3 separate regions of the Homo sapiens genome follow, and all the other regions are linked to region 3. Evidence: chromatin contacts called from ENCODE Hi-C or POLR2A ChIA-PET data. All regions are on one chromosome and are shown on one strand. Each heading gives the region's core, a stretch centred on a gene start or an enhancer-like site at or near the end of the contact. The rest is flanking DNA. Distances are from core to core; before and after follow the strand shown.

Region 1 (4,111 bases), core at 1,240-3,739, 640 kb after region 3:
GAAATGTAGACATGTGAATAAATGATTAAAATTCTACAAATATTATGAAAGAAGAATGTTTTATGCTAATCTTACTGTGTACAAGAATGAATCCATTAGCAGAATACTTGTACATGTATATTGATGTCAAATTTTTTTAAATGGCAATAAAAATAAGAGATGAACTAGTAAAAAAAGTATTGTTTTCCTTTCCACAGTTTGAGTGCTATTAAATCAGATAATAAAGAACAAAAATTATAGATTAGTTATTTCCCCGATCTCTTGTTTATATATTTGAGATTATCAGTGCCTAAATAGTCTATTTCTGACCTAGATCTTGTTACATATGCCCAAGCGGAGGGAATAACCCTCATTTACATAAGGAACAGAATGGCTCTGAGATAGAATTTCAAAGAATCAACCACGTGAACCCTCCTCTCTTTTATTTAATCCTTTGGAAATTGCATAAAGAACTGAGACTATTGGATAAGTGACATATTTCTTAATTAATCTTTTTATATTGTAAAGAAAATAATGTTCAAACTCTGCTTCTCATTCCAAAAAGACTTGTACATGTTACTATAGTCCAATAGTGTCTGATATATTTTATTATTAAAATTGTGAAAGTATTTTGAATGAGCTACTTATTAATCCTTATGCTTCCTTATGCCATTTAATTCTTATTTTTGTTAAATATATTTCTGGGTTCTGAAAGAAGCATTCAAATACCTAATCCTCCTGTCTCTTCTGAAATATACTTTTTTTTTTTTTTTGCTAAAGAAGTGGAGATAAGATGATGTTGAGGATTATTTTTTCCTAGGAAATATACAATAAGTAGATAAAATGATTTTTGCATTTTGGATATTATTTTTTTTCCAGAGAATATTACTGAAGCAAAATTGATCAAGTAAAGCAGAACTGTGGATGGCAGGCTAGAAAAATCTGTGGTCGCCATTGTCACACCACAACCTGCAGCAGCTGTATTCTCAAGTCCCTCCCTCCCACGCCCTTCTTAGCCTGCCAGCCTAGCAGGAATGAATGGGTTCCGCAGAGCACTGTGTGAGTAGTGCTGCAGACCCTGAAAATTTGTCTCTGAAAACCAAAAGGAAAAATTATTTGTAAAAAATAAATTTTCAACTTTAGTGGCCAAACTTATTTACCTCTGAAATTTCATCACCAACATCCAGTGGTACGAAGTCCAGTGACTTACTCCGGATCGTTGCTGAGAATGGAGGCTTCCTAAATATCAAGATAATTTTACTCCAATTTATTTCCTAGGGGTGAAAGCAAAGCCTTTTTGTCCCAAGGGACAACTGAGCAACCACCAGAGTCTCTAGCTGAACAGCAAGGGTGTGAGGCCGGCTAAAATTCCCACAGTTAGAAGCCCACTCGCAGGAGGATATTTACCAAATTGACATAAGAACTACATAAAAAGGAAATGCGTTTATTGAGCTGATGTTTCACAGTTGTCTGTGGATGGAGGCGACATTGCAAAATTCTTTTTACATTATATTATTCTCTTCTTCTTTTTAATTTGGTGTATTGGTTATTACTATTATTTTGCTTGTTACTTTCCAGACAAAAGTCCAATTCAGATATGTAACTGCACACATGTAGTACTAACTTCTGAGCTCAATTATTTCTCCTTGTATTTTCCCAATTTTCTATCAGGAAAGATGATTCATTCCAAAGGACAATGTACCATACAAAATGTGTTACATAGACTTCTCATAAAAGAATACCTCTAGTAAACCATTATAACTACTCTACGTTCACTTGCTCTTGATTATTGCCATGTTAGAACTATTTGTTCGCTTCTTTATTTAATATGGTTATTCTTTCCATCTTCCAGTTTTGTTTAGCTATTCGGGTGTGCGTGTGCCTGCAGAAGAAGCTCTGAAAATAAGTTAGTTGAACCTGAGAAACCATTTGGAATGACCGTATGGCTAAATCTTTTTTTAAATTAAAAAAATCACATATACCCAGGCCATTTCGAGCATCATGCCGATTTTCCCTCCCACTTTACGTTTAAAGCAATTAGAGATGTTGAACCCTAACAAAATGTAGTCGAGTTTAATATACTACGAGGGAGGGGCTGGCAGTCATTTTCCTTTAAATATTTAATCTAAACATAAATTGTTATTAAGGGTAGGGGGAAAAAACCTCACATAGATAATTTTAACTGCAGTTTGAGGTTTAAGCAACAGAAAGTCTTCTAACCCCAGTCCCCTTTCTTCTCCTTCCGCCCCTCCCCAACCCCGCCCCATAATGGATGCTCGGCCGACTGCTTCTGCACGGTCTCTTTGTCTAAAGGATGCAAACAGTCTACGGATGCTAGAGAAAAAGGGGTGGGGGAGAGATTACCTCATCCCACGTCGCTTGCACCAATCACCAGTCTCCTGTCATGGCTTCTCTGGGCAGATTGGGGGTCTGGACCAACAGGAAAAGGCCCCGGCCCATCCCCATGGTGACCGAGTTGTATATAGGGAGCCGCATCCGCCTATGTGCCGCAGGTTCTCTTACATCGACCGCCTAAGAGTCGCGCTGTAAGAAGCAACAACCTCTCCTCTTCGTCTCCGCCATCAGCTCGGCAGTCGCGAAGCAGCAACCATGGTGAGAATCGGCTTCGGCTCTTTGTGGCCGTTGGGTGGAGTCAGCGCCCCCAGGCTCTACTTGGAAAACCTTTAAGCTCTTTTCTTTCGTAAGCTCTCTGGGCGAGGGTGGTGGTATGTTTTGTGAGGTTTAGCTTAGCCCCAAATCCTCAAGCCCCGCCGCCGCCGCAGTGCGGGTGCAGGAACCGGGCCAGTACTGCGCCCAGGGCGCAGCAGAGCGCTGGGGAGGAACAAAGGCGGCGCCTAGGCGCCTGTGTTATCCGAGAGACTTTCGGGGGCCGCGGGCAGCCCGTCTGCCGCGACCGAGGGGTCTGGGGCGTCCCGGCTGGGCCCCGTGTCTGTGCGCACGGTTTCGCTGATGCTGAGGGGCCACTTTCTGTCTCGCGTTGTTCTCTGGGGACCGGGAGAGGAGGAGGCACCCAAAAAGAGCGGGGGCGTTGGGCGAGCTGGGGGACGTGGGAGGGGGAACGGGAACAAAGCGCAGCCTAGGGTTAGCGTGGGAAGACCCTCCGCGGTCTTTGGCGTTTTGGAAAGATACCCACACATTCCCGGGAAAACATGGTGAGTTTCTGCCGGAGCCCCCGGCAGCGGGTGTCAGGGCGGCGCAGGGGCGGGGTTGTTTGTTTCTGGCTTCTATGGCGTTGGAGCCACTGGGCGGGGTTCGCCCTCACTGAACCTCTTCTGTCAGGAGCTGACTGAAAAAAAAACAAAAAAACCTTTCATCATTGCGGAACTGTAGGCTCCAAAAGGGTTTTCTTCACTATTATAAGTTAGATGACTTTTTTTTTTCTTGAGCAAAATCATAATTCACTTCACAAGCTCTTTAATGTCTGGTCTGGGGACGCCCTGCCCTGACCGACTGAAGTGTGTGTGTGTGTGTGTGTGTGTGTGTGTGTGTGTCTGTGGGACGCCCTGCCCTGACCGACTGAAGTGTGTGTGTGTGTGTGTGTGTGTCTGTCTGTCTGTCTGGACTGCACGTTCAGCGAGGGAGAAAGCCCACTTTGTGAGCCCCAGGGTACCCTGATGGTCAGGACCCAGGGAAACGCCCTTCCCCGCCGCCCCCCCGCCCCGCCCCCACCACATCAGCGAATAGACAATGAAAGTGGTAGCCCTAAAGACCACAGAGAAGAAAACCTCTATTGGATGCAAAGAATATGAATATTATGTGATGGGTAGAGAATCTCAGGATGAAAATACTATTTTGTTGTTTTAAATAAATATTTCATTATCCTTCCACTGGGCTTTTATTCTTTGGTACCTTTTCATGTGATGCTTGTTTCTAACTTAGGAACTTTTGTGTGTGTGTGTGTTAAGATACGGATAATTTTTCAGCTTTTACAGTGGAGAAGATCTGGAAAAACCTTTTTTTTTAAAAAAAAAAGTAATGAAATTGCTACAGACAAAGAAGAATTATACTCCGCATCCCGTTGTCTTTTGTTCCAGTGCATCTTAATTAATTCATTTCAATTCAGGCACATGGTCCCGGGCGGGGTCAGAGGAGGAAAACTGGCAAAACAGCA
Region 2 (4,226 bases), core at 780-3,279, 720 kb after region 3:
TGAAGGCTGTGAGACCCCTGATTTCCCACTTCACATCTCTATATTTCTGTGTGTCTTTAATTCCTCTAGTGCCGCTGGGTTAGGGTCTCCCCGACCGAGCTGCTCTCAGCACCTGACTTCAGGTAATCCACCCGTCTCGGCCTCCCAAAGTGCTAGGATTACAGGCATGAGTCACCGCGCCCGGTCTTATGGCCAATTTCTTTTTCTTTTCTTTTTTTTTTTTTTTTGAGATGGAGTCTCGCTCTGTCACCCAGGCTGGAGTGCAGTGGCGCGATCTCGGCTCACTGCAAGCTCCGCCTCCCGGGTTCACGCCATTCTCCTCCCTCAGCCTCCCGAGTAGCTGGGACTACAGGCACCTGCCACCACGCCCGGCTAATTTTTTATGTTTTAAGTAGAGATGGGGTTTCACCGTGTTAGGCAGGATGGTCTCGATCTCCTGACCTCTTGATCCGCCCGCTTCAGCCTCCCAAAGTACTGGGATTGCAGGCGTGAGCCACCGCGCGCGGCTAATGGCCAATTTTTAACTGCTCACTGAACTATGCAGCTGGATGTTGCTTTAAGAATTTAGAGGAGGTCGGGTCTGTTGGCTCACGCCTGTAATCCCTGCACTTTGGGAGGTCAAGGCAGGCCGACAGCTTGGGCCCAGGAGTTCAAGACCAGACTGAGCAACATGGCAGAATCAGCTAAGTGTGCTGGTGCCTGCCTGTGATCCCAGCTGCTCAAGAGACTGAGATGGGAAGATCACTTGAGCCTTGGAGTTGGAGGCTACAGTGAGTCGTGATCGCACCACTGCACACCAGCCTGGGCGACAGAGTGAGACTGTCTCAAAAATAAATAACTTAAAAGAAAATCTCCCTTCGTCTAAATCCTGTCTACTTCCAAGACACACACACACACACACACACACACACACACACACACACACACACACACACACACACACAAAATCTTGGCCGGACGTGGTGGCTCACGCCTGTAATCCCAGCACTTTGGGAAGCCGAGGCGGGCGGATCAACTAAGGTTGGGAGTTCAAGATGAGCCTGACCAACATGGAGAAACCACGTCTTTACTAAAAATACAAAATTAGCTGGGCGCGGTGGCGCATGCCTGTAATCCCAGTTACTTGGGAGGCTGAGGAAGGAGAATCGCTTGAACCCGGGAGGCGGAGGTTGCAGTGAGCCGAAATCACACCATTGCACTGCAGCCTGGGCAATAAGAGCGAAACTCCGTCTCAAAAATAAATAAAGAAATAAAAGCTGAATCACAACATCTTCCTCTGAAGTGTTGTTGTGACGTTAAAAATGAGATAATAGGCTGGGTGGGTCACGCCTTGTAATCCCAGTACTTTGGGAGGCCCATCACTTTGAGACTAGGAGTCCGAGATCAGCCTGGGTAACATGGCTGAGATAACGACTATAAAGTGAATGGCACATAGTAAGTGGTTAGCTAATGTTTGACTCAGCCCCACTCTTCAGTGATCCTTGTGGGCATTTCTTCACAAAGTTGCAAGGTATTTCTGTAGTCCTCTCTCCAGTATTTTTCAGTATTTGTTCTAGCACACACTAGGTCTTCCACAAAAATGATTGAATGAAAACTCCTGGCAGCGGGAAAGCGGGGTGGGGATGTGGGGAGGGGCACCCCAACACAAACACACAGAAAATGCTACTACAGAACATCGGTTACTGGGCAGCGGTACATTTCAGAACCCCTAGGGTGCCCTCACATCCTGCCTGGCTGGCCTGCTTCAAACGGTTCATTTAACCAAGGTCATACTAAAATGTTGGCTGCTACTAAAATCCAGGAACCTTCACTTTTCCCAGATAAGAGAGACAGTTGCTCTATTAGTATGGGCAGCGGTAGGCCCAAAAGATCCCGCCTTCCTCCACAGGGCGAGCCTATCAGCGCTCCTCCAGCGATGAACGACAGCTCTCCAGGAGCCAATGAGTTCCTCCCCCTGGAAGGAACCCGCCCATCCCTTGTGTCGTCACTAGATCTCTTAAAAAGATGGACCCTCAGCGGCGCTTCCTCGTAGCGAGCCTAGTGGCGGGTGTTTGCATTGAAACGTGAGCGCGACCCGACCTTAAAGAGTGGGGAGCAAAGGGAGGACAGAGCCCTTTAAAACGAGGCGGGTGGTGCCTGCCCCTTTAAGGGCGGGGCGTCCGGACGACTGTATCTGAGCCCCAGACTGCCCCGAGTTTCTGTCGCAGGCTGCGAGGAAAGGCCCCTAGGCTGGGTCTGGGTGCTTGGCGGCGGCGGCTTCCTCCCCGCTCGTCCTCCCCGGGCCCAGAGGCACCTCGGCTTCAGTCATGCTGAGCAGAGTATGGAAGCACCTGACTACGAAGTGCTATCCGTGCGAGAACAGCTATTCCACGAGAGGATCCGCGAGTGTATTGTGAGTGCGGGGCCCCGGCGAGGAGAAGCGGGGGTTGCGGGAGACGGGGAGGTTGGGGTCCGAGCCCACCTGGTCTCAGAGTGCCGTCAAACCATGCCTGGGCCAGCGGCGGGCGACGGAGGCCTCCGTCCGGGCAGAAGGGCGGGTGCCCGGCTAGCGATCCCCTAGATGGGATCAGCTGGGTCCCTGAGCGATAAACAAAGGCCGTCGTTTCCGTTCCTCCCCCACACGCCCCTCCCCTGCCCCTCCCTCCCACCCCTCACCCAGCGCGTCTTCCTGTTGGGGGTCTCCGGGGTCTGAGAGCCTGCGGAGTCTGCCTTAGTCTGATAATCGGGGAAGGATGGGTTTGCTTCTCAAACTGGGTTGAGGGCAAACTCAGCTGACGTTGGATGAAGGGGAGACGTCGTCACACTGAGCTTGATTCCAGAAAAGAGGGGAGGTGTAGGGATGGCAGACGGGAGGAACCTGGGGACTTGGTGGGTCATCTGCTTTGGAAGAAAGGAGTCTTGCTGGGGTGGATCCTAATATGTAGAGATGAGGAACAACCAAGTATTCCCCCGTCTTTTTTCTTTCTCATTGGTGTTTGTTTGAAACCCTGCAAGGCTGGGTTCCCAGCCTCTCAGCCATTCCGGGGTTTCCCCAGTGAGTGGTCCTCCCAGGGCTTCAGAGGGTACCTGGCTGCTGTTCCTTACGCCCTCCCTGCCACTTAGAGCGACAACTGAACCTTGCGCACAGAAGTGGACTACTCAATTCTGGGGTAGGGGTACCCAGTGGAGCTTAGGGTGTCATATCTTTCTCAGCCTTGCTTTGAATTTTCACCTCTCTCCTTTCTCCTGTGTCCTTCCCCAGAGCTCACCAGGGCAACCCTCATCTCCAGATAGTAAATGGAAAGGGAATGGTTTGGAAAAACAGAAAGAAATGTTAGTAAGTGTGGGAATCCATTGTTGGGGTCATTCCCTTCATTTTTCTCAGGCTGGGCTCTAGCCAGCCCTGGGCAGCCTGATTGGAGGAGGGGTAAATTGAGCCAGGACATAATTAGGTCTGCTCTTATCTGTGAGGACAGGAAAGTATATTAGTCTGTGTGTGCAACTCCAGTAGAAGTGTGCTTTCGGCAAGCCTTCCTTGTGTGTTTCTTGGTGGACAGTCCACATGGTGGGTTGGGCATATTGCAGAGGCACACCCAGGCCTTGAGACAGTGTCGGGCTGGAGGCTCAAATTCCTAGAGAACAGGGAGGGATGAGACCTTGGACAGAAGCAGCCTCCTGGATGTCTCCCTAATCCTTTAGTCCCATGAGCTGAGAACATCAGTGCTGGCTAAGGGTAGCCTGAAGACTTATGGTGCCTCCCCCACCTGGCTCTCATCTAGAGGCTAGAGAGCAGCCTAGCTTCTTGGAACTGCGTGGAACTCCAGCCTGACCTTTTGAGCCCTCCCACCTTCCTGGCTATTACGCAAGCCCAGAGCAGAACACAGGCTATAAAAATCTTGCAGCTACAATCTGAGTGGCTCCTTCTGTTCTGCTTCCCTAATATCAAAAGCTATGACTTTGTTCTAGATCGATGGCTCTCCTGCGTCTCTGTGGATTCTTCCCTCCTTGTACAGATAGCTGTATGTGTTTTCCTTGTGGGGTCAGCCCTTTCTGGAGACTGGAAGACCCATGAGACTGATCTTGTATTCTTGGCCTATCTCAAACACAATAACTTCTCTTCTTGAGACTCTCTGGTGTTTTTTTTGTTTTGTTTAGTTTTGTTTTTGACCTAGTCTCACTCTGTCGCCCAGGCTGGAGTGCAGTGGCGTTATCTCTGCTCACTGCAACCTCCGCCTCCCAGGTTCTAG
Region 3 (4,526 bases), core at 1,065-3,564:
TATTTGGAAACATCCAAAAGTAGTTAGAAATGCCTGGCAGACTTTTAAGGTTTTCTACCTCAAGGCAGAATTAGGAATACAAGGCAATATTAGGAATACAACAGGTACATGGAGTTTTATTGGACTTTCAAGCCCTTTGAGGAAAGGACCATGTCTACTTTTTGTTGTAATCCCAGAACTAGCCCACTGATCCCTATTCAATGTTAGATGATTGAATAAGAATTCACAATGCTGTAGGCTTCCGAAGATGCCACTATCATCAAGAAATAAGGTGAAAAGGAGAAATGAAAACATGTCTATGAAAATATTTGCACCAGAATGTTAATAGCAGCCATATTCATCATAACCCCAACTGGAAATACCCAAATATCCATCAATTGAAGAATGGATAAACACATTGTGATATATTCATGCAATGGAATAATACTCAGCAATAAAAAAGAACAGATTACTGATACACATGGATGGATCTCAAAAACATTACTAAGCTAAAGGATACAGACACAAGTACATACTGTAAAGCTCCATATATGTGAAATACAAATGCAGACAAATCTATGGTGCTATAATTCAGGAAGTTGCCAGGGGAGGGTGGTGGTGGGTGTGGGGTGATCAACTATAAAGGGGCATGAGGGAACTTTATAGGGTGGTGGTTCAGTATCTTGTTTTGGGTGTTAATTACATAGGTGTATATTTTGAAATTCACCAAACAAAGCACCTAAGATGTGTGCATTTTATTGCACGTTAAGAATAATTTAAGGGCCGGGCATGGTGGCTCACATCTATAATCCTAGCACTTTGGGAGGCCGAGGTGGGCAAATCACCTGAGGTCAGGAGTTCGAGACCAGCCTGGCCAACATGGTGAAGCCTCCGTCTCTACTAAAAATACAAAAATTAGCCAGGTGTGGTGGTGCACTCTTATAATACCAGCTACTTGGGAGGCTGAGGCAGGAGAATCACCTGAAATCAGGAGGTGGAGGTTGCAGTGAGCAGAGATTGTGCCACTGCACTCCGTCCAACCTGGGACAGAGTGAGACTCCATCTCAGAGAAAAGAAAAGAATAAAATATTTTTTAAGCAAAAAAATGAGAAAGCTGGTGGGGGTACCCATCAAGACATCTTTTAGGTTCCAGTAATAGCTGTCCTTGGGCACTCTTTTCATCAAACTACCTCTATGCTCAAGAACCCAAAATGACTTCTTTATCTTATGTCTTGTCACATCCATATCCTTATTCTGCTCTCCTCCATAAGAAACCTCCTCCATTAATTTCTCCCACTTCCCAACGTACCACGGTGATCTGCTCACGGTCCCACGCAGATAATTTGCTCTTTCCTATCTGAATCTCCTTGTGGCCTTTACCCTGCCTGGACCCTACTCAAGCTCTCTCTGCCCTTCAAATTCCGTATTTAAATAAACCTCCTTCAGAAAAGAACTCTTAATCCTAGCCAATCTGAGCACCCTAACTTGCCTTACTTTTTATGTTCCTTTATTGGACTAATATGATACTCTAAGCTGCATCCTTTGTATACTCGCAACAAAAGAAATTTTAATGAAGTAGGCGGAGACTGTACCTAGGGATTCCTTCGTATTTCCCTGCAGAACCCAGGTGAGAACCTACATTTCTGGGGCAGTCACTACAATGCAGGCTGTGAGGGTTATACGGTATTTAGGCAAGGGCAAATAGGTGTTTAATTAAGGACTAATGGGAATGATATTGAAGCTCTGAGGCTCTGCAGGGGCCTGGATGGGCTGTTTGCTTTTCCTCATCCTCACCGAGATAGCAAGTGGTTGAGAACAAGGTTGCATCCTTTTTCTGCCCAGCCTTCCCCGCAAACCAGTGAGGAAACGACCAGCACTGCCGTCTGATGAGAGGAGCCTGTTGCTGTAACTGTTTTCCAGATTACTGGGGGGACGACCCCATCCTGGAGAAGGAAGAGAGAGGCGGGAGCATTTAAGGCCAAAGAGGCACTCAAGCCTTTCCCCCATGGATTTACACCCAACACGTATGCAGAAAAGCAAATTACAAACACCGACGCTCACAACCACACATACACGTGCACGCCCAGCCCCACAGAAGCAAACGCGCATGCCTGTGGGCCCGCGCGCACCTACTTAGTTTTCTCTGTTCTAGACGCCCTCATTCCACCCCCGCTCGGCCCAGCCCGGCGTCCTCTACCCAGGCACGGCTGAGGTTTACCAAGCCCGGCCCGGCCTGGAGAAAGTGTTTCTATAAGGGGGAAGGGAGGTCCTTCCCACCAAAGCGGAAGCGGCGCGCGCCGGCCGGGCAGACTTAGCTCGCGTCCTGGGAACATCTGGAGGGGGCTGGGAGGGGCGCGCATCCAGGCTGAACGTGGATTGGCTGCTAGGGAGGAGGGAGGCGGGGTCAGGGCCAGGGGCGGGGCTCCCCGGCCCCTTTAAAGCCTTGACATCAGGAGGCGGCTCCGGCACCCCCCTTTCTCTGCCCCCCGCCCCCAAGCCGCGGCCATGGACCTGGCGGATCCGGCCTGCCCTGGCCCAGCTCAACACCTGATTTCGGTGAGTTCTGGGTCTACTTGGGATTGAAAGGGCGGCGAGTGCGGGGGGGCGATCTGTAGCTCCGGGCCGGGGGGAGTGGGGTGTGGAGGGTAAGGCTCTCGTGGCAGTACAGAGTCGGAGAGGGCGTCGCGGCTTCCTGCCCAAACCCTGCTGCCCGCCCCTCCGTCCCTCCCTCCAGCCGCACCCTCCTCGGGGGTCCGGCTGCGACTCTGTGCACCCCCACCCCACCCCCTCCCGCCCCCCGCGCCATCCTCGCGCACACTCCGTGGCCCCGGAAGGGAAACTTTCGGGAGTGGGGGATGTTCCGGGGGCCGGGCTCCCCTCCCTCTTTGAAAGCACTGACCTTGCCCCAGCTGCTCACCCCACCCAACCCGCATCCCACCGTCCGGGTGCCGCTTAGCGGTGCCGGGTTATTGCGGGGGGAGGGGCTCTCTCCCCAAAGCGCAGGCGCGGAGACGAGCCTGGGGCTCCCTTTCGCACTCCTTCCCATTCCCCGTGGCCTGGGGCGGTAGGGCCTGGGGAAGGCGGGGAGAGGCGGAAAGACCGGGTCTCCTAGAGAACAGCCCCTTCAAAGGCTTTGAGGGGCTGCGGGAAGGAGGAAGGACCTGGTGGGCTGCACGCTGAAGAGAAGCTAAGGGAGGGAGAAGGGTTGGTTGGGCAGGGAGCAGGGACAGGGCAGCGTCTGCAGAAAAGGCCCTCTGGGTGCTGGCTGCGGTGCCAGAAGAATGCAGAGAATTCATCTGTGCCCGACGCTTCCCTGGCTTAGCCCAACTAAGAAAGCGGCTGCCCGGATCCTAGCTCCCCTCTCCCTGTCCTGGGCCCAAGGTCCCGCGTTATCTCCAGTCCTGGCACGGCCCCAAGGGCACAGAGGGCCCTCACCTCCCACAGGCCTGGTTTTCCAGGCATCCCAGGGCTGGATCAGCTGAGTCCACTTAGTCTGTCCAGCTGCTACTTCTTAAAGGCCTGCCTTGCTGAGGAGCTGGGGGTCTTGGGCTAAGGAGTTCTCTGGCTGTAGAGGCAATCCCTCCCTCCCACTTCTCCGCGTCTGTCATGGGTCCTCCTTCTTAAGCACAATGGTCAGCCAGAGGAAGTGGCCCGGGCAGGGGTGGCCTGGGGAGCAGTAGAAAGAGTGTCAATGCCTTACCGTTTTGTGGTCAGTACTTTCGGGGAAAATGAACATAGCCCATTTGCCTTGTTGCAGACCCTCCCTTGCAGACATTACGCCATCTGGCTCTCTGAGACTCCTTGTGTGATAGGAAAATTCACTTCTCAAATTGGTCCCCCCATCTTCCTAAAAACAACCTGGGATTAGTGGGTTTCCTATCCCAAAGAAACCGTGTGTATTCCTTTCCGGGGAGATATTCCCATGTTCAAGCTTGTTTTCAAAGTCTATGGTCTGTGCATGAGGTGGCTTTGTCCCTCCAGCATCTTTCTCCAGCTCTGGCCCTCACGAAGAGAGTGAGGACCTGGAGGGGCAGGTGCTGTGGTTGGCAGGGAAGAAGGATCTTCATGATAGGCCGGTGAAGACCTAAGTGTTTGGGGAGCAAGCGGGTATCAATAAAGACAGAGTCAGAAGCTCTGGTCCCTACTTTTCCTAGCTTGCTGTATGACCTTGGCCAAGACAGTTTGCTCTCTGGGGCTCAGTTTCCCCATCTTTAAATGTCAGTAGTTGGACTAGATAGCTCTAATATTCCCTTCCACTTTTTGACATTGAATGGTTCCACTGATGGGTGAATCTATAGGGGAGAAAGGTCCTCTGGCAGAATGGTTCCATTTAGAGGGAGCTAAAGTGTTGGGTGTGCTTTAAATTGCAATTAGTTAGGATTAGAACCCTGGGTAGAGAGAACAGATTCCCTTATTCTAAGCCTGAGAGTAGACCTTGTCCCACACACCCCTGGTGCCTTGGGATATGAACTCCTGCTCCTGCTGGCTTGGGTTTGGCCCACCCATCACGCCTGTGGTGAGACATCCTGGCCCTTTGAAGAGGAGCT

The links. A loop is a pair of places that touch in the nucleus more often than their neighbours do. ChIA-PET counts read pairs that join two places held with the same protein, here RNA polymerase II (POLR2A). Pooled maps may share reads with other maps.
Region 1: a pooled map shows a loop between it and region 3 (18-fold over the local background). The contact joins the promoter of TUBA1A here to the promoter of BCDIN3D-AS1 in region 3. A Hi-C loop is called at or near these places in 1 of 37 single-sample maps with no recorded cell type and 8 of 50 pooled maps. POLR2A ChIA-PET finds 5 or more read pairs at or near these places in 2 of 52 experiments (A673 and naive thymus-derived CD4-positive, alpha-beta T cell).
Region 2: a loop to region 3 is called in a pooled map, with 8 times the contacts of the local background. The contact joins the promoter of LMBR1L here to the promoter of BCDIN3D-AS1 in region 3. A Hi-C loop is called at or near these places in 6 of 50 pooled maps. POLR2A ChIA-PET finds 5 or more read pairs at or near these places in 3 of 52 experiments (HEK293T, activated B cell and activated naive CD8-positive, alpha-beta T cell).

What each region holds. Positions count from the first base shown.
Region 1 is chr12:49,187,458-49,191,568 of GRCh38, reverse strand. It overlaps TUBA1A (tubulin alpha 1a), which reads left to right and starts at 2,489. Exons shown (of 4, transcript NM_006009.4): 1 at 2,489-2,592. The coding sequence starts at 2,590. RefSeq lists enhancers at 2,601-2,720, 2,219-2,810.
Region 2 is chr12:49,108,650-49,112,875 of GRCh38, reverse strand. LMBR1L (limb development membrane protein 1 like) reads left to right here and starts at 2,029. Exons shown (of 17, transcript NM_018113.4): 1 at 2,029-2,392. The coding sequence starts at 2,321. RefSeq lists a silencer at 1,283-1,463 and an enhancer at 2,321-2,860.
Region 3 is chr12:49,826,331-49,830,856 of GRCh38, reverse strand. BCDIN3D-AS1 (BCDIN3D antisense RNA 1) reads right to left here and starts at 2,314. Exons shown (of 3, transcript NR_027501.1): 1 at 2,113-2,314; 2 at 1,774-1,922. It overlaps NCKAP5L (NCK associated protein 5 like), which reads left to right and starts at 2,444. Exons shown (of 13, transcript NM_001037806.4): 1 at 2,444-2,535. RefSeq lists enhancers at 1,413-1,991, 1,992-2,570, 2,986-3,035, 4,179-4,526 and a silencer at 2,316-2,725.